Linked DNA regions of Homo sapiens: regions 1, 2, 3, 5 and 6 are each linked to region 4. A link is an interaction called in ENCODE POLR2A ChIA-PET data of the cell type or tissue named here. Cell type or tissue: MCF 10A. All regions are shown on one strand. Region 1 has its middle 240 kb from the start of PPARGC1A. Region 2 has its middle 220 kb from the start of PPARGC1A. Region 3 has its middle 100 kb from the start of MIR573. Region 4 overlaps LOC124900679 (a long non-coding RNA gene). Region 5 has its middle 45 kb from the start of PPARGC1A. Region 6 has its middle 200 kb from the start of MIR573.

The links. Peaks named below come from ENCODE experiments on the same cell type or tissue, not always from the same donor. Only the 100,000 strongest peaks of a DNase experiment are listed, where the experiment ranks them.
Region 1: POLR2A ChIA-PET joins it to region 4 with 11 read pairs; 3 of 35 experiments call an interaction of 5 or more read pairs at or near these places.
Region 2: POLR2A ChIA-PET joins it to region 4 with 24 read pairs; 4 of 35 experiments call an interaction of 5 or more read pairs at or near these places.
Region 3: POLR2A ChIA-PET joins it to region 4 with 15 read pairs; 2 of 35 experiments call an interaction of 5 or more read pairs at or near these places.
Region 5: POLR2A ChIA-PET joins it to region 4 with 13 read pairs; 3 of 35 experiments call an interaction of 5 or more read pairs at or near these places.
Region 6: POLR2A ChIA-PET joins it to region 4 with 18 read pairs; 2 of 35 experiments call an interaction of 5 or more read pairs at or near these places.

Annotation. Positions count from the first base shown.
Region 1 is chr4:24,126,077-24,130,076 of GRCh38, reverse strand. It overlaps a transcript of PPARGC1A not described here. Among named protein-coding and RNA genes, the nearest start is that of PPARGC1A, 240 kb to the right of the region's middle. In MCF 10A, no CTCF peak of the experiment used is centred here; a DNase peak (open chromatin) is centred at 1,586.
Region 2 is chr4:24,103,160-24,107,159 of GRCh38, reverse strand. It overlaps a transcript of PPARGC1A not described here. Among named protein-coding and RNA genes, the nearest start is that of PPARGC1A, 220 kb to the right of the region's middle. In MCF 10A, no CTCF peak of the experiment used is centred here; DNase peaks (open chromatin) are centred at 1,279 and 1,619.
Region 3 is chr4:24,417,467-24,421,466 of GRCh38, reverse strand. It overlaps a transcript of PPARGC1A not described here. Among named protein-coding and RNA genes, the nearest start is that of MIR573, 100 kb to the left of the region's middle. In MCF 10A, a CTCF peak has its summit at 1,850 (motif pointing right); a DNase peak (open chromatin) is centred at 1,856.
Region 4 is chr4:24,208,289-24,212,288 of GRCh38, reverse strand. LOC124900679 (a long non-coding RNA gene) reads right to left here. Exons shown (of 2, transcript XR_007058075.1): 2 at 3,012-3,226. It also overlaps a transcript of PPARGC1A not described here. Among named protein-coding and RNA genes, the nearest start is that of MIR573, 310 kb to the left of the region's middle. In MCF 10A, no CTCF peak of the experiment used is centred here; DNase peaks (open chromatin) are centred at 1,658 and 2,158.
Region 5 is chr4:23,933,422-23,937,421 of GRCh38, reverse strand. It overlaps a transcript of PPARGC1A not described here. Among named protein-coding and RNA genes, the nearest start is that of PPARGC1A, 45 kb to the right of the region's middle. In MCF 10A, no CTCF peak of the experiment used is centred here; a DNase peak (open chromatin) is centred at 2,341.
Region 6 is chr4:24,319,112-24,323,111 of GRCh38, reverse strand. It overlaps a transcript of PPARGC1A not described here. Among named protein-coding and RNA genes, the nearest start is that of MIR573, 200 kb to the left of the region's middle. RefSeq lists an enhancer at 840-1,639. In MCF 10A, no CTCF peak of the experiment used is centred here; a DNase peak (open chromatin) is centred at 1,751.

The sequences.
Region 1 (4,000 bases), 82 kb after region 4:
GGTGTGTTACACCCAGTAACTCCTCATTTAACATTAGGTATATCTCCAAATGCTGTCCCTCCCCGGTCCCCCCACCCCTCAACAGGCCCCGGTGTGTGATGTTCCCCTTCTTGTGTCCATGTGTTCTCATTGTTCAATTCCCACCTATGAGTGAGAACATGAGGTGTTTGGTTTTTTTGTCCTTGGCGATAGTTTGCTGAGAATGATGGTTTCCAGCTTCATCCATGTCCCCACAAAGGACATGAACTCATCATTTTTTATGGCTGCATAGTATTCCATGGTGTATATGTGCCACATTTTCTTAATCCAGTCTGTCATTGATGGACATTTGGGTTGGTTGCAAGTCTTTGCTATTGTGAATAGTGCCACAATAAACATTATGTGTGCATGTGTCTTTATAGCAGCATGATTTATAATCCTTTGGGTATATACCCAGTAATGAGATTGCTGGGTCAAATGGTATTTCTAGTTCTAGATCCCTGAGGAATTGCCACACTGACTTCCACAATGGTTGAACTAGATTACACCATTATTATTTTTATTGTTATTAAACTAGTATTCTTTCCAATGTACTATGTTGCTTTTCTTTGACCCTCTCCAAAACAGCTGTAAAGCCATCAAAGCTTATAATTGACCAGATGTACTTTCTAGACATTAGAATAATGAGCCATTTGCTAGGTGACAACATGTAGACTTTGGCATTTAATCCTAGCCCTATGGAACATTTGGTACCATCTGTAGATCTCTACCAAGTACTTCATGGAGGTCTTTGGCTCTAACTGTAGGGATAGCTAAGGCAAGTCTCATAACCTATGTGTTCTTTGGTCTCAGTGGATGGATGAAGAATTGAAATCCGAAAGATGAAATATTCCGGCTCCCAGCACTCTTTCCCCCCATTACCATTACTGTTTATTATGTGCAGTCTTGTCATTTATATGCATGCTTCAGATGACAAGAACACCCAGAAAGTTCATTTTAATCTTAGTACAAATACGATTCCTTAAAATATGGAGTCATCTTTAATTTTTTGCTCTGCTTACATGATACATTTCTGCCATTTGATGTGCTATGACTCCTCGTTGAAGTATTCTGCTCTTCCCGGTGAAGTTTGTGGGTTCCCCACCTACTCAGAGAGTGAAGGGTGTTTTGTTACTTTCTATGTCATTCTTTTGGTGAGGCTTCGTTGATTGTTAGAGGGGGTCCTACTTCATTTTACCCCAAACTTCAGATCCTTTCCTCCAATTATGGATGAGAAGTCGAATCCTATTTAGGGGATTAGGGAAGTTATCAAGGCTCTCACCTCACCAGACTGAAGCTGCTTTTAAGAGAAGATGGGGAGAGAATTGATTTTGTATTTCTAATTGTTATGAATCTAATCTGATAATACCATGGAAAATTTTAAGAAATAAAGGTAGAAATCACCCATAATGCCACACCCACACATATACTGAATTTGGCTTAATATGCGTCCATACCATTGTACACAGATGCGCGTGCACACACACACACACACACACACACACACACACACACACACACACACACTGTGACAGGCTGGAATGTTGATTTCAGCCCTGGGAGCTGACATCAGCTTTAGTTCTTTCTGTTACTGACATGCAACTTCTCAGGATTGGAAGCATGAGTCACTCTTTCAACCAAATCATAATAATCTAAAATGTCACGTATTTAGTACTTAGAATTTATGAGGCACTGTTCCAAGGGTTTTATAGATATACATCAATTCATTTGATTTTACACAACACTCCGTATAAGATATATGCTAGTATTAATGTCTCCATTTTAAAGAAGGAAAAACTGAGTCACAGGGAAGCTAAGTAATTGGCCCAGAGCTGGTGAGTGGTAAACCAGGACGAGTGTATAATGCACAAGCTCTTTGGTACCACGCTACAAAGTGGGGGATGCTGATCAAAGCATGCTCCACAGAAGCAGCAGCCCTGGACCTTCGTCCTCTGTCCCTCCTTTCCGCAGATATATATGGAGGATGCTAAGGGGAATGGGAGGTCATTCCCATATGGTGTGCAGATGCATTGACTTGGGTGAGAGGGAGTTCGACAGAAGTATTTGGGATTTGTATTTGGCATAAACACTAGCTATTACAGGCATAGAAAAAATGGAAACTAGTCTTTGTCTGATTCTATTCTCTGGGACTCAGGCTTTGAGCTTCTTATTGGTCCTTTAAGGCTGGATTTTGATGCATTTTCCTTACTATTTTTTTTCTATAATGGTACCTTTATTGAACTGCTGATGTACTAATGTACTAGCCGTGTTTATGTAACTCTTCCACACATATCTGTGAGCTCCTATTTATTGATGCTTATGAAACACGATATGATGAAGAAGGAGGTAACTGTCCTCCGGGCCCAAGTTAGTATCCTTGATTGTGGAAATTTACTCTTGGGAGAAAGGGAAAGCTGTGATGGAACTTAGGGGGTTAAATTTTTATGAAGTTCTATCTCTATCTCTATATATAATACAGTGTCTATATATATATCCACACGCGCGCACGTGTGTGTGTGTATATATATATATAAAGTTAATCATATGATTCTTGGTAATTGTACTGAAATTCTAATAACAAAAAATGATCCACCCTCATCTCATCCTCACCCCCACCAGATAAACATATTTCTAAACAATACTTCGAAGTGATAAAAAAATCTTCAGATTTGGAAGAAAACTTGATACTATGGCTTATGGCGTGAAAAGGCTATGGTTCCCCCACCCCCGCCATACCAGTTTTTATTAGTTCAACTTTCTAAGTGCGGGCAGTTGGAAACTTTTTAAATACTCTGGCCTTGGCAGCTAATGGTGGATGGTGCCATGGTTAAGAAGTTTCTCAAGGCTAATCATTTTTCAAAGGGGGAAAAATAAAAACAAAAAACCAAGTAGGTTGATAAAAAGGGCATGGTGTTCTTGATGAGGCAGACAAAACCTCACGGCATGGCTCATCCCCTCTTTTAATTATCCAGTTCATTTAGTCAGCTGTGACCCAGGACTTTGGGAGGTCACCTGCAGTATGAAAGGAAGGCATAGTGGCTGCTGACCCACGGCTTGGCTCGGGGATAGGAAATGGCCACCCAGGCCAACGTGTCCTTTTACAAATGGAAGCTGGATAAAAGGGCTGAGTGTGATGTGTGGGTCTGGGAAGTCCTCGTGATGCCCTGAGCTTCCTTGAACCTCATCATAAAAAAGTAATTGTATCTGAGAAATTGGCCAGCTAGCCAGCTTCTCTGATGGCTCATTCACTGGAACAGAGAGAGCTGAGGCTCTGCAACTGAAAGTTACAGGTAATGGCTACTAGCATGCCGCCCTTGGGAACTCATAATTAACATCAGTGATGGTGTCAGACCCCTGGGTGCACCCCACCTTTTTCCACACTTGCTGACCATTTAATACACATGGGGTAACCTTTGGGGCATCCTGCCATTATGTCTGCACAGCCTCTGGGACATCATCTTTAGGCAGGGGGAAAAGGTCAGGAAAACTCACCTAGTTCCTGCCTCCCTCTCTCTGAGACTCATATATCCTAGAGGGACTAAGAAAAGCACCTATCTCATCCTGCTACGGGCTTCTACTCAGTCCTCCTGGGGTCACACATCCCAAATAAACTACTCAGTGTCACATAGCTCATTCAAAGCCAAGGATCTAGAGAAATGATTTTGTCCCCTTGTGTAACTTTAGACTGCAAAGGGCATTACTGATTAGTTAACTTAGAAGACATTTTGAGTCCATTTACCCATGTAAAAAATGACTGTGTGTGTGTGTGTGTGTGTGTGTGTGTGTGTGTGGTGAGAAGCCAGGGCCAGTCAGTGATTTAAATTACGATTTCAGCACTCACCAAGGTGGGGAGAAATTAGTTATTGTGAAATAATGCGCGTTTGGCATCTACATGGGATTGTAGACCCAGCAAGATCTGGATCTGAATCTGATTCTGCTACTTACAATGGACAGTCACTACCCTGGGCAAGTCACTTTACTC
Region 2 (4,000 bases), 110 kb after region 4:
TATTATCCAATTTCCTAATGTGTTTTTGTGTTTATAAATGATGCAATTATGCTATTACAATGTATTTGTGTTCATTAATAATTTTGAACAGAGGAAAACCAATGCCCTGTTGGAAGTATTTGTATACCTGGCCTTTTTATCATGGCTTTTCCAGAGGAAGCTATATCAGTTATTTTTTGCCAAATAATGCTATATCACAAAGCACTCTAAAACTTAATGGCTTGAAGCAACCACCATTTATTATTGCTCATGATCTAAGGGTTTTCTGTGCAGTTCTGCTGCTAGGCCAGGCTCTGCTGATCTCAGCTGGGCTCACTCTTGCATCTGAGCCAGCTGGTGGGTCAGCTGGGGGCTGGCAGGTCATGTGAGCAAGGATGCCCTTGGCTTTGCTTTAAGACTATTGACCGAAGCAAGGGACAAGGCACTTTTGCCACAGTCTATTGGCTAAAGCAAGGGACAAGGCAGCTGAGATTCAAAGGGTGGGGAAACCAACTAAACTACCTCATATGGTGGGAGTCATTGCAGAGTCACATGGCAAAGGAAATAGATACAGGGAGGGACAGAGAATCGGGGACTTCTTTGTAATCAGTCTGCCATAGAAGATCTACATGCCTCTTTAGTTTCTCTTGAGATTAAGAAGGAAACTAGGGACGATTCTTGAAAGACCCTGGGCTTCCTTTTTCTGTTGAGGCTCAAGTTGCTACTTGAAGGTGCTCAAAGTGTTGCCATTCGACCTGCCCCTGAATCAGGTTCAATTCTTTAAAACCTAATTTCATATTCTGTCCTTTTCATGCCCTCTTCATTTCTTATCTTCTAGCCCAGGAAATGATAGATCAGTTGATTGTTGCCTTTGTGTCTATAATGAGTATAGAAGAAAAAAAGACTGGGAAATTCATAAGAAACAGATACATGGAGAAACTTAAAGGAGGCATCTTTCGGTTTGCCTCTTTCTGGGCTTGCTTTATTAAAGGCAAAATCTGGAAGAAAATAAAGTCTGCGGGCATCTTTTTTTGGCTTGGGCAGGATCTAACTAGGTGTGTGAGGGCATCCGGGGGCGGGGAAACGAATGGAAGTGCTGATCTGGGATATTGGAAGGCACCAGAAAGAAGGGACTGATCAATAGCTATTTTTCAACTGCGTAGCATAATTTGTGTCAGGCTGCTGAAATGAGTTAGTGCTTCATAGTTAATGGCTGTGAGCACATTCCTTTATTGCAGCACTCTCCAAAATGTTTGCCGTCAACAATTCTAAAAGGCTGTGAGTGACTCACAGCCAAAGTGAGTAATGCACTGGAACTTCGTGAGCTGGGGCCTCTTCTCCGAAAACCTTCCCCTTGGACACCATGTCTCTGTATTTACATCTCCGGCTTGGCTGCTCCTCAAATCATCTAGTCTTCTTGCCATCTTGTTTGGATATCACTCTTCTTTCAAGCCTCTCTTCCTTTATTTGGGGATTTCCTGGTTCCACCACTCAACCCTTTCTTAGGCTCTACACAAACACCATTCGCTTATTATATAAGGGTGGTCCATGGACGAGTAACATAGGCATCATGGAGGAGCTTATGAGAATGCAGAGTTCTGGGCACGACTCCAGACATACTGAATCAGAGTCTGCATTGAAACAAGATACCCAGAAGATCTGTGTGAACAGGAAGATTTGAGAAACACTGGACTATTTCATAAACATTGATTTTCGCCCCTGCTATTTCCATTCCCTCACTTTTAACGTCCTCAGGCCCTTTTATCTCTTACCTTAGGTTGGAAAATACCTCCCCCTAGCTTTTCACCAGTGATCCTAAAGTGTGATGAGCTGCCAAGTCAAGGATTGAAATAAAGTCCCATTAGAAGGTTTGCTTTTTCAAGGTTGTGTATTTGCTTGGGTCATTGGAAACTGGTGGTGGCTGTTTTCTTCCTCTGTAACGTGGGATAAACCATGAAGAAGTCTGAAAATTACACAATTCTATAAGCAAAGTCCACACTATCTTACCTTCACTGTGCTCTAGTGTTAATCAAGCCTTTCTGCCAGAAGAATGGGTGTTGTGTGTGACTCGAGGCATATTAGAAACATGTTCCAATGTAAATAGCTCCCACATGAGTGAGTTACACCCATTCATTGAGTGCTCACCTTGAACCACGTGCCATACATGGGCGTTGCATGTTCACACTGTGATTTAATATGCACATCAGCCCAGTGAAGTATGATCCCCATTTTCCAGATGATGAAATTGAGGCTCAGGGAAGGGAAGTAAATTGCCCAAAGTTACACAGCTGGTGAACTGCAGTATTTGAAAGAGGCTACATTTTTAAGTACCGTGTGATTTCTCCATCTGCAGATTCCTTTCTTTAGCTGTAAAAGGCTTTTTCCTCAGGGTTTACTGGGCATATATTTTTGGGGAGAGGCGTTGCACCAAGCTAATTGTTGACCTTCTTCCACATCTCGTCACAGGTATACAAACAGCCCCATTCCTGCTTTTGTCTTTATTGTCTGATTCACATGCTTCCTCCAGTTTGATGTTCCTTCTGATTGCTTCCAATGAGATGTCAGCTCTCTCTCTGAATTGTGTTGCCCACAGTCCTCTGGAAGCTCTACTTCCTTGTGGAATTACCACTCTAACAAGGACGGTCCATCCTTTGCTTCCCTCTTCTCCCTTTGCTTTGCCTGGCACTGTGCCTGGCAGATCACAAATAACACGTATTTGTTCAGTGAATTGAATCTGAGCTGATTTCTCTCTGACAGGGACCTTGGGAGTGTCAGAGCCCAAGTGGGGGAAAGGTTGTTGACAGAGGAGAATTTTCCACACAGCCTATTTCACACTTTTTACCAAGGACCTGCACAGATCTCTCTTAAAATACAGTCCACAAAGCACTGAAGCTGCAAGAAGGATGAGTAGGAGATAAAGTATGTGATAAACCCCTATAGCCACCCGGGCCTGGCCTCCACGAAGAGGGCGCCCACTCTACTGTTAAGGAGCTTTTGCTGCTTAAACATCTCACTAGCGGAACTCAACTAGGAAGAAAGCAGAAAACATGTAAAACTTCCTCTTGGAAAGCTATTCTGTCTTTGATTTTTCAGAATGTCTTCAAGTGATTTGAGTCTATTTTTAATACCTGTGAGACATGATGTTGTGAGGAGAGCTAAATATAGGGGCCACATCCCCCTTTCTTTTATTCATCGGCCTTAATCTTCCTAGGAGGAAAAGAAAATGCACACGATGTTTCACCACGGAGTGGTGACGTTTGGCCTGACGGGCCCGGCTGAAAGGAAATTCATAAATACTGTGTTGGAAATAAAGATAATGAATGGATGCTTTTTGGAGAAAACGTTAAGTGGGAGTTTATTTATGTTAAACCTCCCCTGTCTGCTGAAGACTGCGAGATAGTTCCTCTTGTTTTCCTCGGGGTCCTTTGGGGACAGCAGTCAGCCTGTGTTACTAGAGTAGGCTTCAGCACCCTACCAACAGCCTCCAGAAGAGCAGGACACTCAGCCAAAAATAACACACAGCATCAAAGCGGCAGCTATAATTCCGGTTCATTTTATACTGACGAGGCTTTTTTTTTTTTTTTTGGAAGAAGGCATTAAGCGCATCTTAAAAGCAAAACAACTTTGTGAGTACTCATTGGACCAGAAGGAGAGACTAGTGCTTCTTGCAGCAGCTGTGAGCCCGAGGGCTCTGTGTTGGAGGGCTCTGCTCTCTGTCCTGGGTGCTCTTTCGTGCTTTTCTGTATCCTACACACCTTCAGGCTCCACATTTCCATTCGTTTTGGGTGGATCTCTATATTATCAGCATCTGGGATATGGGTTGCAGAAGTCCCTGAAGTGAGTCTTTAATCTGGTGCCAGGTGCGGATACCACCTTGAGTCTTTTGTTGAGGAGCTGATTGAGAAGGGAAGGCAGTTGAGAGTGTGGCTAATGGAGAGGGCTCTGGAACTACCCACTCGGCCAAGGCTTCCCCCTTTCAAAGCCATGAAAAGTTTTGGAACTTAATTCTACTTTTCCATGC
Region 3 (4,000 bases), 210 kb before region 4:
TGATGGCGGGCGCCTGTAGTCCCAGCTACTCGGGAGGCTGAGGCAGGAGAAGGGCGTGAACCCGGGAGGCGGAGCTTGCAGTGAGCTGAAATCGCGCCACTGCACTCCAGCCTGGGCGACAGAGCGAGACTCCATTAAAAAAAAAAAAAAAAAGTGAACTGTTCATTAAACTTGAATTCTAGATAAACAATAAATAATGTTTTGATTTAAGTATATCCCATACAATATTTGGGACATACTCCTGCTAAAAAATTTTCTGTTTATCTGAAATTCAAATACAACTGGATGTCTCATCTTGATTTTTTGTTTGTTTGTTGTTTTTTCTAAATCTAGTGTTATGATCTGAGTGTGCATGTCGCTCCAAAATGTATATGTTGAAACCTAAATCCCCAATGCAATAGTGTGAGAGGATGGGGTCATTGGGAGGTGATTAGATCATGAGGGCTCTGCCCTCAAGAATGGAATTAGTGACCTTATGAAAGAGGCTTGAGGGAATGCTTTTAACATTTTCTGCCATATGAGGACATGTAGAAGGCACCATCTATGAGGAGCAGGCCCTCACCAGACACCATATCTGCTGGTGCTTTGATCATGGACTTCCCAGGCTCCAGAATTGTGAGCAGTAAATTTCTGTTGTTTATGAATTACCCAGTCTAAGGTTTTCTGTGATAGCAACCCAAGCAGACCAAGACATCTGGGAACGCTACCCCGGTTCAACAGCAAGAATCGGTTGGAGAATGTGCCAAGTGGTAGGGGAGGGCTGCTGGCTTGTGTGGAAAGTGTGGGCAGGAAAGAATCAACTTGGCCTGCTTAAAATTTAGTCTAGGGTGGATCTCAGCAGGGGACAGTGAGTAAGTCAACCAGGAGGTATGGATCAGAAATTAAGAAAGACTTTTGTGACTTGGAATCCCAGCCGGGAGTGTGGACATGATCCATTCTGCATTAAAAACCCACTAGAGAGTTATAAAAACGGGCATACGATCGGACAGACACTAATCTTCCAAAGAACCAGAGTGTTAGCCTATTTATGTAGCTATATCATGCCTTCAACGCGCCGGAAAAATAATCAAAGGAGAATTTAGAACTGTTCTCAGATTGTCAGTTTTTCATCTAAAAATGTTAATGTACATTAAACTTTAAATTAAAAAAAGCACATCCCATCACAAACTATTTTTAATATGGAATACTTAGCAGCGGTGCACACTTTCTGTTCTGAGATTTACCAGGCTATTAACCAGAATAATTTGGGTTTAAAATGAACTGAATTAGGTTGTGTATCCCCACGTTAAGTCTCAAACAAATTACATTATTTAAGCTGTCATCTGTAAAAGGTGCATACGCTTTTGGTTATTCTATGCAGATAAAGTTGCAGTCCAGTTATAAGTGTCTGATGGCATCAGAAATGTCAGCAACTGACAGAACTGTTTATGGAAAAGAGAAAAGAAGAATCTCATTACTGGTTCTTTAGAGCCTATTTTTCACTTTTCTTTTTGTTTGAAAATAATTTAATGTATATAATTGCATGCCTTGAAGACTTTAAAATACACAAGGTTGCCTGGATTTAGACTCAATATTTGTGCTAGTTTGTGAGTTTGTATGAGGATGCATTTGGACATGAAAACCTAAAGTTGGCAGGAATTTTTCTATCCTCTTTTGTCTCTTCTGGGTGATTTGGATGTGATTATAATCAGGAAATAGTTTGAATGTGATAGAACCCTGATGATTCCTAATTCTGGCCGTCATGTGCACCAGCCACTTCTGTTCCTCTCTGGAAAGAATTGAAGAGTCAGCAGATAAAAGTTGCTTTTTCAGACTGAGAATGAGTGCGCCCCTAGCTCACCTGGCCGCTAGGTGGCACTGCAGCCATAAGGAAGTGTGGTCACAATTACATAGTTCGGCTGTGGCATTAAGGAAGTTCTCCAAGGCTGAAATTGGGAGAGGGCAGCCTTTTCATCTCTGTGTTTTTCGGGATTGTAGGGTTCTTTGGATTCTATTGCATACTTTGTGTATCTAGGATGCTGCTAAGGGGAAGGGGATTATTTGTTTAGGGTGTGATGTTTCCTGGGTTTGTGTTGTTGCATAAGACACACACACACACACACACACACACACACTTGAAGATTTGTTAGGAATTGTGTTGGTCAGGGAGTGGGAAGTGAAGGGCAATATCACACTTCCGTGGTTTCTGAGCAGAATGGTCTGTTCCAACTGAGCAACAGATGGCGTCCTGACCTGTGTGCCTTTTTCTTTGGTGTTCATCTGCTGGAAATGTTCTCAGTAGAGACGACCAAAATTCTGGAAGATGCTAAGTGTCATAGCATCTCTCTTTGTGCCAGCCCCCTCTCCTGCTTCTTTTCCCTCTGTTTTTAACCACTAAGGAAACAATCATTATCCAAAAGTATTTTTTTTCCTTTTTGAATAGAAGCTAAGTATTTGAAACCTAGACACCTTACTATTGTCCCAGAGAAGAAAAGAAACCAACAAAGAATCTACTAAGAGTGTCAAAGAGTGAAAACTGAATAACAGCTACACAAGTTACTCTGAAAATAACAAGAATTCTGGCAGATGATTAGCAAAAATATTTCCTAAATAGTGAAAGATGAGGAATTGACTGACATTGAGGTGTGTCTGGTGAAATTAAATTTGCTGTTAAGTGACTTGAAAAGAAATGTGTGGAGGGTATGTTGGTAATTAAATCAGCAAACAATGGGATTCATAATGAAAATGGTAATAGCTATGTTTATAGAGGTCCTGCTATGTTCCAGGCATTTTTGTATAATTACTTAATCTTTAGAATAGATCTTTGAAATGGGTATGATCAAACTCTTTGGCACATAAGTAAATGATAGTGTAGCTAGGTTCATACCTGGCCTGGGTTCTAACACCTTTAAAAGCTCTAATTAGAATTAGGTCTGTTAGAGTCTAACACTTGTGTCTCGGTGTTTAGAAAATGACTTGATAATGGAACATAAAGGCAAAGAGAATGTCTGTGTTGCTTCTCATTGCATCTCCAGGACCTGCCATAGTGCTTGGCTGGCTCATGTAGGACTTCAGTATACATTTGTTCTACCCATAGATAAATGCCAGAGAGCTGGAAGATTCCATGGTGTTTAATTAGAACACTAGTTAACGCTTGATGTAGCGAATGTAATAACAGCTTTAGATGTGGATGGCCCTCTGTTGCTTAGAAGAACTGGAATACACTTTATTTCAGCTCACTCAACCTCAGACGCCAAGTTCTATGGGGTGGGGAATATCATTGAATTTTACGAAACAAAGAAGCTGGAACTCTGGAGTTAAGGAAGCTTCCCATGGTGGCTGCACTTGTTGAGTTCAGGTTTTCTCACTTTAGATTTAAGGGTTTTTAAGGCAGCTCCAAGTTCACAAAAGCCCACACAATTTTTTATTAATTAAAATGACATATAATGAATAATATTCTTATTATTTTTATGTATATATAATAAATATTCTTACAGAAAAAACAAAATAAATAGTCTGATGGTGGAGGGTTAGTCTTATAGCCATATAGAAGTCATTTCACTTTAAAAAGTATGTTTTTGAACTTTTACCTGCAGTTTTTATTTGAGAAAAATTAGAAGGTACAGATGAGCAAAATGAAATATGCAACCACTCATCTTTCCTTTTAGAAATTTATATCATCTATAAATTTTTTCTATACATATATGTTATAAAAAGATCATGTTTTATAATTTGCTTCTGAACTCAATATAATGTATACATCTTTATGTGTCGACAAATTATTTCTACATTGTAACCTTTAATGGCTGCAAAGTGACCTGCTAGATGAACATATCAATTTATGTAACCAATACCTTGTTGCTGGACATTTGGGTTGTTTCCAGACTTTTGCTATAATAAAGCAATATTACAACAAGCATCCTTCAATGTGTATCTTTGTGCAATTAATCTTGACCCATTGTTTTATAGGGGAATTTACATACACCCAGAGAGGTTGTGAAATTTACTTGCTAGGCAGAAC
Region 4 (4,000 bases):
TCAGCACCTAGAATGTTTTTATAGGATGTGCAGATATCAAAGCTGCATGATCGGTAAACAATGCTGCTTTGATTTTATATGGATTGTGCTCGAAGATCAAAGTAGAGCCTAGGAAAGACATGAGAGATGTGGTTTGAGTGAGAAGTTGGACTTACATCAAGAAACGTCTTGAAGATTATATGAAAGAGTTTGGACGGCATCCTCCAGGATGTGGGGAAGCCATGAGTATGCAGGCAAGTGAGTCACATGATCAGATGAAGTTGTAGAAAGGGCGTAGAAAGACGTGTTGGGGAACGGTGAGCCAATAGACGAGGAATCTAGTTAGGAAGCCTTTGGAATAACCCAGAGAGTGATGATAAGACATTGGCTGGCTTAGGCGATGAAACAGTAGGAAATAGCATCGTGGAGGTAGAATATACCTGTGCAAGAAAAATTATAGCTAATATTTGTTAGTACACTACAGCCATATACTTATTATTGTTTTGCTCATTTAAAAATGTATGGACTCATTTAATTGTTACAACATCTCTATGAAGTAAGCTGTGTTAATTTCCCTATTTTACAGATGAGATGGAGGGACAAAATGGTTAAGCAACTTGCCCAAGGGACCTACGTTTATAAGTGGCTGAGCTTGGATTCCATCCCAGTCCATCTCACTCCAGATCTCGAGATCTGGCCAATATGGTATCAGATTCTGAATCAAGGTGAAGTTCAGGGTCCAACTTACCTTTTCTTAGATATACTAGCCATGCACGCACATAGGGCAGATACACCTGTCTATGTAGGACGAAGCTGGGGACACAAGAAAAGGGAATTGGCCTTAGTAAATTTGCTGGTTCTGTTGGTGTCCCCTTCTGTATCCTGGCAGCTCCTTCATTGCTGCACTCAGGGGAGTGACATTCAGCTTCCTTTCTAGTTACCTCACTTAGGTAAGAATTACCTTCTATATTGAAGTCTCTGGTGAAATTGAGATCGGAAAACGAGTTCAGAACTGTCTTTGTAACTTATAAATGCATATTTTGGGCACACGGCTTAATATCTTTGAATTTCAGGTTTCTCATTGTTTAGAAGAGGATGATAATATTTTTTCATCTAGTCACGAGTTTAAGGAATGAATATTAAGCACCTACTATGAGCCATGCACGTGCTAGGCAGGCTCTGGGAATAACAAGACATGAAAAAGTTCTTGCCTGTGCCCTTAAGAAGTTCAGCGTCTAGAGTGGTTGATACAAGTAAGTAAGTAAGCAACTGCAATTCAAAGAATCAAGGAGATAATATTCATTACAGTTTTAAAAAATCTGAAGTGCTTTAAAATGGTGAGCTATTATTGTTATTAACTCTATTAGGGAGAGTGAGGAGAGAGAGTCAGAAAATGCCAGAGAAATCTAGGTTGGGGTTGAGCTCCCTGCATCTCCTAGGCTCCCACTGGGAGAGGTTCCAGGAGTACAGTGCCCTCCGTTGAAGGCGCCGCAGCTCCCGCCTGCTTTTGACCTTTCTGGAGAGTGCTTGCATGAACACACTTCATTTTCAAAAGTTTAAAAATACGCACTTGGAATTGTAGATGATCAAGCATGAATCCCAGACCATAAGTGGGTGGGAGAATTGTGCTGATCTGGGAGTGCACGGGGCCACATGCCCTTGCAATTTGACGTCAGCACAGTCCAGGAGGTGCCCAGCGTCTGTGCCCCTCTGCGTGGTCAGTGTGTGATGCAATGTGTTTTCACAGACTGTGAATCAATTCCCTCCAGGGAAAAAAATAACAAAACACTATGCTGATTAATTGGATAGATCACTGTTGAAATTCCTGATTTTGCAATATTTAAGTACTTTCTCAGCTAAGATGGTGAAATAGGGTAAGCAGAAAATAAAAGCCACATGCGTTTATTTTACTCAAGCTCCTTCCTTTTAGAATGTTAGCCTTTGAGTTTCCAAATTGGGCAAAGAAGTGATTATCAGGAATACCTTAATAAAAGGTGGTATGATCTCTATTTAAGAAAACAACTTTATATTTATAAATCCTTTGTATTTTTGGTAGCACTTTAATACCAGTGATCTTATTTAATCCTTCATGCCAACTTTGTAAAGTAGGTGGAACATTCATAATTAGATTGCAGATGATGACACTCAGGACAGAGAATTTTTGACCTTGTTCAGAGTCCTCAAACCTAGGACAAGGAGGGGAGGAGAGGGTGAAGGAGGTGAGCATTTATTGAGCAATTACTATGTGCTAGGTGTTTAGTACATAATTGAATTTGATTTGTCATACAATCTTGAGAGATGACTGTTCTTCTTCCCGTTTTACAGATGGTTAAACCAAGGTTAATTAGAAGCTAAGTTGGGGATTTGATCTTAGATCTCCTTGAGTTTAAATCAATAGTCCTTTCTCTAGTCTAATGATTTCCAGCATTCTCTGATTATGTGCTCCTATCAGTAAACTTTTCTGAGCATATACCTCCAATAAATGTGTATTTGTTTATATACAAATTGTATGCATGTACTATTGTACTATTACTTTATGAGCATAATAAAGCATACACATGAAATAAGAACATTAAGATGCAGAGATATGAATGGAAGACACACTGTTTTCTTTCTGTACCCCATTTTGTAGACTACAATCTAGGCAATGCTCCTTTCTTGGCAAGTTAGGGGCACAGGTTCATGCCTACAGCTCATAGAAAAATCTACTAGCTAGCACAGGATACTTTAGGGCAGGACTTCTCAGCAGTAGCACTATTCACATTTTGGACCAGATAATTCTTTATTATGAGGGGCTGTGCTGTGCCCTGTAGGATGTTTAGTGGGATCTCTGACCTCAACCTACTAAATGTCAGTAGCAGCCTATGCACAGCTGTGGCAACTGAAAATGTCTCCACATATTGCCAAATGTCCTCTGCTGAGGAACAGGGAGAAAAATTTCCCTGTGTTGGGAGCAACTGCTTTAGGGTAATCAGTAGGAATGTTCTCCTCCTCCTTGCTGATGCCCAAAGAAGAAGTCATCAGGCAGCACCTGTTTGGAAGACATTTTATTTTGCCTGTTTTAGATTCTTCCGGAGGACCCCTGGGCTTGGTTCCAACCTGTATCCATCAGCTCCTGAGGTTGGCCAACCAGAACGGAGGTCTAGCTGTTCAGTGATGAAACCGGCCTTTGAATGGCTCCTGTCCCCATGCATATCACATCTGATTTTAACATCTCATTCTTCACTGCCGATGACTTCGACAAGGCCTAGTGTGGAAGACCATAATGGTGCATTGTGGGGTATAGTGGGCTTGGTAGCTAAGAGCATGGGTTCTAGAATTAGGTATATCTGTATTCAAATCTGCATTCTGCCATTATTATCTGTGACCTTTGAACAATTCCCTCTACCTCTCTAAGCAACTCTTCCCATCACAAAGTGCTGATAAAGCATAAAGAAGAAAACACTCTCATTATAGAGTTGCAATATTTAACACAATGACTGTTCCTAGCTCTTAGTAGTAGCTATTATTTTGATTATGAGGATAATAACATAAAACACTTTTGCCTGGCACATAGTAAGCACTGGATGAATTATACGTATTACTGTAATATATAATATAAATATGAATATATATATATATATATATTTTTTTTCTGAGTTTGGTGAGTTTGATTGCAGATTCCATGAAGCAGGGACCAGACTTGCCTGATTTGTCTTTTGGTCCTTATTGCCTAGTTCAGTCTGACATATAATGGGTACTCAGTAATTATTTGTTATGAGTCAGTAAACGTGTGTATTTTTCCATGTAACCATCAAAACTGTGAGATCACTGTCTGTTTTGGTCTGTTTTACTATCACACATAGTGGCCCTGGCTAGGTAATGCCCCTAGAAGTTCTCCTGTCCACTTTATCCCATGCAGCCAGGGCAATGAATGAGTATATTCACTTCTACCATGGAGGGAAGGCAGTTCGAACTTCTCCCTTCCTCTCTCCTTCCCTCCCTCCCTGCCTCCTTCCATCCTTCTCCCTTCCCTTCCATT
Region 5 (4,000 bases), 270 kb after region 4:
GCTTAGTGCCAAGTTTTACTTTGGGCAGAAGTGGCAGAACTTTCTGCCCCAATTTCCTGGTACAGACGGGATCAGCAGCATTTTGGAATGCATCTGCACATTGCATGGGGATATTTTGAAGATTAATCAGCTCCCTATGTTGGTGGGAGAAAGCCAATAAATAAACGAAAGGCAGATTTCACTTGTAAAACTACCATGAAAGCAGTAGAAGTAAGACAAATCAGGAGAAGCTACCTAGGGACTTTGGAAATATTATAATCATATAGTATCTCGTATCCTTTCTCCCTCTCTGTTCTGGTAAAAGAGGTGTATCATTCTGTGGACCATGAAATTAGTGGTTTGTTGCCTTAGCAATTGACCTTCATGGCACCCCTCCTGGTCTCTGGTCTTCTTCGTGACTTCGCACAGAAGTGCCTTCTTATTTCTGAGCATTTTCTAGAAGCCTATGCCTGTCATGTTCAGTACATGCAGGAGCTGGTGCTTTGCTCCATTCTGGGAGTCTGTGTTTAGTTTATTTACTTGTTTTCACATGATTAGGCTTTTGTTTTGTTTTTGAGATGGAGTCACTCTGTCACCAAGGCTGGAGTGCAGTCGTGCGATCTCGACTCACTGCAACCTCCATCTCCCAGTTCAAGCGATTCTCCTGCCTCAGCCTCCCGAGTAGCTGGGATTACAGGCACGCACCAAGACGCCTAGTTAATTTTTGTATTTGTAGTAGAGACGGGTTTTCCCATGTCGCCCAAGCTGGTCTTGAACTCCTGACCTCAAGTGATCCACCCGCCTCGGCCTACCAAAGTGTTGGGATTACAGGCGCCTGCCACCATGCCTGGCTGAATTTTATATTTTTAGTAGAGATGGGGTTTGTCCATGTTCCCCAGGCTGGTCTCAAACTCCAGACCTCAGGTGATCTGCCCACCTTGGCATCCCAAAGTTCTGGGATTACATGCGTGAGCCACTGCGCTTGTTCTGATTAGGCTTCTTGACTCCCTCTGCTGCTTTTCATGTCCTGTGGATTGCCATACTTCAGATCTTGGAGGCTATAGAGTAGAACCTAAAACCAGATTGCCTGGTTCATATTCTGGGTCTTTCACTTAGTAGCTATGTGATCTTGGGCAAGTTTCTCAATCCATCTGTGCAAAGTAGAGCTGAAAACAGTGCCTATGTTATATGCATTTTCGGGGTATTAGACATGCTAATATATGAAAATGACTTAGAATAGTACATAGTAGGCATTCAATACATCTTACTTATTGTATTGATTCGCCAATCATTTTGGTGAATCAGTTGTATCTGAAAGCTTTGTGGTAATATTAGCTTATTTAAAATGAAATAAAATTGATTAAACTTTTTTCCTCGATGTACATAGGAATTCATATGCAGTAATATCAATACTTAATATTCACTAAATTAAACGTGCTGAAAAGTCTTACATGCTAAGAAGACAGAACACATAAACTATTTTCTTCTTGAAAAAAATACATGTATAGGCTGTTTATATATAGGCTCAACATTTAGATGTTAACCAACTTAGCAATTTTTTTTTTTAAGGTTCATGTCTTACTGTTATACAAGGGCTTCAGTTAGGATAATGAAACAGTTAAGAACATGAGGTTTGGATTCAGATAGCACTGAGTTTGAATCCTGACTTCCTGATTTTGCAACTTACTACTTATATGACCATAGGCAAATCACTTAAACTTTCAATGCCTGTTGTTTTTCTCACATGTAAAACAGAGATACAAATGTCTACCACGTGGTTTGTTATTTGTAATAAAATAAGATACTGGTAAATAATTTTTATGCCTGGATTAAGGAAATAATTCTATGGAAAAAGCCATATTGCATACCTCTGGGGAGCACTATTTACATGGTATTCTATGTAAGTAGTATCCCTTGGAGTTGCACAGTAGGGGGCCTGATACAAAAATTGATATCTACTAACATTATCATTATGATGATACAGCTAGGAAAAAAAGTACCTGTGAACCAGAAATCCGTGGACATTTGCTCTTTCTCTGCTAAGTGTGTAAGCAGCAAGAAAATAGCCAAAATTAGTATATAATTTACTTCCAGATGTTGTCTCACTTTAATTTCACCAATTTGTATCTGAGAGGTTTCCTGAAATTGTGTGGATTTATTAATGACCAAGTCTATGGCTCTTAGGAAACTTACTGGGAGAAAGAGCAGGCATAATCTTTTCTTGCTGGATGTCCTGCTTGCCAGTGCTTGATCCTGCTCACCCTACCTCCCAGGCATGCGAGCATTGTGGGCAGCTCTTTCGGGAGGTGGCACCAGGACACCAGTAGTATTTTGCAAGAAGGATCCTTGGCTTTGCCTGTGGAGCAGAGAATGTGATCCCCAGCTGGGAGCCAAACCACAAGCATGTGAGCAGAACCTCGAGCTTGGTTTCTGCCCAAGTACATGTAGGGGAGTGGAAAAGACAGGGAAGCTTTGTGAAAGGGTGCAGCTCACATGCAGAGACAATTCCACAAGATCTGGTGGGATATTCCACCTTGGTTCCAAAGGAGAGAAAGGCAGTGGCAATTGTTTTTTGTTTAACTAAAATCCTCTCCATTGGAAAGGGAACCTGCTTATTCACTTCCTGGATCCGGGGTCTTGGGCAAGCCACTTAAAACCTAGATGAGCCTCAGTTTCCTTATCAATAAATTGAGACTAATAGTAACTTCTCTGCCTATATCATAGTGCCTAACTCAGAGGTTTTGCTGGGTTTTTTGCAAATGTAACCAATATGATTAGCTTCACCAGCATGGGCCACACACATGTAGTTATGTCTCTTGTTATTCTGATTAGTCAATAGAGAGTCTCAGACACCATTATCAGCAGGAGATCAAAATCTCCTTCATGAAGTCTCTCCATCATTCCACAGATTACAATCCCAATTGTTCCAAGTAACTAGGGGTTGACTTAGGCTAGTTAGCTCAGCCTTGAAAACAAAACAAAAACCCCACCAGTCTGCAGGGGGTGGTTGCGGGAAAAGGTTGGATGCCATGCTGTCTACTAGCACGGCTACTTCAGTTGCTGCCACACAGTGTCGCTGCTGAACATTGATCCTGCATAGCACAGTGGAGGCTGGGCCTCTGCTCTGTAGGGGCTGTTGTTACCACAGCTCTCTACATGGATCCAGTGACGTCCCCTTGTTTTGACTTTAAGTTGCCACTTTTCTTTCATCACACTCACATGCTAGGTTAGTGCTCCTCATAGCATTACACCAAGACAGGGCAGCAGGTCCTAGGCAGTTTGCAGTCTCAGCCAGATTCACCCTTCCCCATGTCACCACCCACTTAACCTTCCCACCTTTCTTGTGGGTGCTCCTTTAAAACTTTGAGACTGCCCCATTCTAACAGAGGGATTCTAATAACTTTGGGCATCAAGTGAGACCTTTCCATTTTTCTTTCCAGGGATCTCCTTAGCCCCTATGCCAGTGTATTCACCTTTCCCCAGTGGACAGTTCGGCCTAGCAAAGGATATTGGGAGACACACAGGACACATTACACCTTTTCCTGAAGTCATGGTGCCTGTGGGCCTCATATTTACATAACCAAAGACCGAGTTGCTTTGCCCACTTGGGCGGATGAGTGGCTGGCAGCTGCTGATACCCTGTGGCATATGAATGATTAGGTGATGTATGTGAAAGTGCCTTCCAAAGAACTCTATATAAAAGAAGGCATTATGATTATTAATAAGTGGGCAGGGATGATTTATACACATGGCACAGGCAAGGCTAGCTCTCATAAACTTCAGGTGATAGCCAGAAAGCTGTCTAAAATAAAATGCTTTCTAGCCTCTCAGAGTTTGCTGGGCCAGTAGGCTATTTTCCTTAATATTAAATCATGTTTCCTTTCTTCTTTCCATTCTCCAGTTCCTCTGTCACCCATTTCCACATGAGTTTCTCTTGCTTCAGGCTCACAATCCTCCTACTGGTATGAGGTGAGGTTGAGAGTTGGTCCAACAAATCAACTATTTGTGTGGTGGGGAAGAG
Region 6 (4,000 bases), 110 kb before region 4:
CTTCCTTCCCAAATGATCTATTTGGGATCCACCAGCAGTTGAGCCACCCAGAATTTATTCAGCAGAGTACCTGAGGTCCAAACCCATGCTCAAAAAAATTGTTTTTTGATGATGGATGATGTGATAGTATATGCTGCTTTTCCGTTATTATACCGAAGACAATGTAGATAATACAATGATATAATTTGACTACACGTGATGAAGTTGCTATTCAAAATATTGTACAGTGCTTACAACATGAGCATGACCAAAGTGGAGAGTGCAGCCAATCATTGTGGATGGCTGTGCAAACAGCTGGTGTCCCAGTAAGCAGTCGTGGGCTAGTATGTGCTAAAAACCTGACTCTCCCAAAAATCATGAAGCCCTGAGTCATAGTGCATGCTGATTTCTGAGGTAGAAACACTCCCACCACTGCCAGCTTCAAGCCACCAATGTGATATCAGTTGGCTTGCATATTTTCTGCAAATTTAACAATCAGCTCTTGCAAAGCCTATGTAAGCCTGTTCCAGCACAACACTGTCTGTAGCAGGAACATACCAGCTTAACATCATCCCTGCACACACACACTCACATACACATGGATACACAGATACATCCAAGAGGTACTTTTCTCTCTCTGAAAAATGTGAAGTTATAAATGACATATAGAAACAACTCAGCTAGGAATAAAGTGTCTGAGGTGTTACCAGATGAACCATCAGGGTTGTCAAGAGAAAAGCTGCAGTTTGACCATTTTCTGCTTCTCCATTGTAGCGAAGCTACAACTCAAGCTTCGTTTTCAAAATGCATTTCTCACCCAGTGCTTTTCTTTTCTTTTTAAAAAATACTCTTCAACTCGGGGGAAAATAATTTTGTACCCCAGCCACCAGTGAAGCTAGCTCAAAAGTCACTAATTTAAAAAACCATTTTCAGATTTGGTATGTGGGCAAAATAAGCGGAGGCTATAATCAGGAAATTCTGCATAAGAGCAAATGGATTTGAGGCGATTTTAACTCGGTGGGTAACGAATTCTACAGCATTATAGCTGGAATAATTCCTTGCAAGCCTTCTTGGGGAAGCTATGTTCTAAAAATGGTTGATGCTTCTATTAGGTCAGTGTTCTCCATTAATCCATGATCTATTTTAGAAGAAAAAACAATCCCATGTAGCCCGTGAGATTTTTGATTTGAGCACTTCGGTCAGAGGCCGATTATTTCTTTTTTACGAACAAGTCCAGAGTTGCTCCTTGCAAGTGAAGTCCTTACAAAGAATTCTAATAGGCATCCTGCTGAGTTGTTGTCTGTTCTTAAGTCTCTTTTCATTTGAATTGGAAAGAAATAGCAGTCAGCTGAAATACTGGTCTCTGGCAGTGCCCTTTGCAGAGCTAAAGAATAGCAACCAACGTCCATCATCACACATTATGACTAAATCATTTCAGTCAAGTTGCATGTAGCAGATAGATGGTGATTTTCACATTCTGCAGCTTCTGACAAATATTGCCTTATCCATCCGTAAACATCTCTATTGGTGCCTCTCTGGGTTCTGGAAAAGTAGTTCCGGCAGGGTAGCGCTGCGAAGAAATTAAAGTCAGACAAATACTTGTATCATCCTTTTTTGCTTTGATTTCTTTACATATCAAAATTAGTTTCTGATTCCCAGTTGGGAGACAATAATACAGTAGCTCCTAGTGGAAAACCTGTCTTCAGTTATATTTAGCAGGGAAATGAGTCAAACTATTGAGAGACTGCCAGCTTCATCATTATAGGATTATGCATTTTAATAGGACACAAGTTCGCAGGCCTTTGGGTGTGTTAGTTGCGTCATACGCATTTTATTTTTCCAAGCATCCTGAGGCTTGGAATCTACCTAGTTTTTAAAAGCCAGGTGTTGGGTGACCTTTGTTTCTTTTTGCTTCATTTTAATCACTTGATCCTTCTTACACGGTATCATTGAGGATGAGGGAATCGACACCGGCAAATTTAATTTGAAGGGCACCTCTATTTTGGAAGCTTTACAGGATGACTTAGCAGAGAAATTTCCTCTTCTTAGGCGCTGCTTAGATAATTCAGGCTTGCACGAAGAGGAGTCAGGCCCTACACTTGCAACTCTTCATTAGTGCAGCTGGGACTCGGTGAGAGAAAACGGGGACCTGGATATCTTCTTGGACTTGTAAGGCTAATTTTTGGAAACTGCCAAAATAGTTTAGTCATTTCAGAGGACCGTAAGGGCAGGCTTTCTGGGAGCCATTTTCCAGCTGTTGACCTTGTTTGCACAATTTCGATTATTTTCAAAATAATAAAAAGGTATTCAGAAGTTTATTACCCGGCTTCCTATGGTGTTCTGTATATGTTTCTCGTGAATCGAATCTGTAAGAGGGTCTCCTAGGAGTGGTGTTTTTATGTAAAGCTTTTGCACACACACCCAAGAAGAGCTTCACTGAACTTTTTGCAAGAGAGACACCTGTTTACTGGCTTCGGCATCAAAATTCATTTCTCTGTTTTTATATAAGGATGGTCTTTGTTTTCAAAGGACATTCGTTACCCGTTAAAATACTGTATTTTCAAGTTCCTGATGCTTAAACATATTTAGGAAATGTCAAAAAGAGCAAAAACCAAGTCTTCATTTTAAATGCATTGCTTTACGGAGAAAAGGGGGAGTAAGAGAAGGAGTGTGTGTATCATGATTAATATTGAATGCTAAGGTTGTTTACTTTCCTTTGGACTTGGCCAAGTAAATGTAAATCTGGTAGAATAGAATCCATGAGGCATATAATTAATGGTGTGGTGTTTATTTCCTGTGAAGAAACTATATCATTTATTCTAGAATAAAAAAGGAGATACAAACTTTTCTTCCTTCTTGTGATGTGAAACAGAAGATAGATGGTAATTTTAGAAAACATTGCTTAAACCTCCAGGAAACAAAATGTCTCAGGAAGGTTTAAGAGCATTGTGGCAGTGATTCACAGCAAGTACAGATTTTCAAAGGAAATCTACTAGTTAGAAATTTAAGTTTACAAAATAAATGAAGAAATCTCTCTAGTATTCTTTTAAATGGTCCCTTCTCCTCTTGCACCATTCAATTCAGTGTTAGCTATTCTGGTTGTCTGATGTCGGTATTTTCTGCAGTCCTTGTCTTCTATAATGTGAGGCACACCTGTGTCTAGTATGACTCTTAGAAGGCAATTGTCTTTCTTTTTAATGAGCCAGCTTTTTGAGCAACAAATATGAAGAAGAAGGAAAAAAATGACTATGAAATCAGAAACATTCCTGTGGACAGAAAGAGGTACTTTAGAGAAAGGTAACATATCCCTCTTATAGTGAATTCAACTCATTCTGCAACAGCGTAATAGGAGGAAAAAATTTCTTGGAGACCCCGCATGTTTGCCTTGAGTTATGAGTATCAATAACATTAGCCGTAACTGCAGAGAGAACCGTTAGTTGTATGAACATATAATTCTATCAAAAAGTAAAGCTCACTAAGCTACTTGGGGAAAACAGTGTCTACAGTAATGAGTCACCAAAACTCACTGTGTTATGTTAAAAGCCCGTGTTCAACCCATTTATTGTTTTTTTCCTTTTTAATTTCATGGAGTGTTTCCTGGGTCTTGCCTTATGGCCCAAGCTAACTAAGGAGATCCACGTGGCATTTCATGAACCCTCATTTATTCATACTTTGTTCATAGTCTATCTTTCTTGACACTTCTCTGTTTTCATAATGAAGCAACTCTCATCTCAGGACAAAGTTGGTCTTTTCTCAAATGAATGAGTTTCTTTATTTTTATTTTTTGAGGTAGGGTCTCACTCTGTCACCCAGGCTGGAGTACAGTTGAATTGTATAACCATGGCTCATTGTAGCCTCGAACACCTTGGCTCAAGGGATCCCCCCACCTCAGGCTCTGAGTAGCTGGGACGACAGGCATGCACCACACACAGCTAATTTTTTAACTGTTTGTAGAGACAAGGTCTTGCTATGGTGCCCAGGCTTGTCTGGAACTCCTGGCCTCAAGTGATCCTCCTGCCTC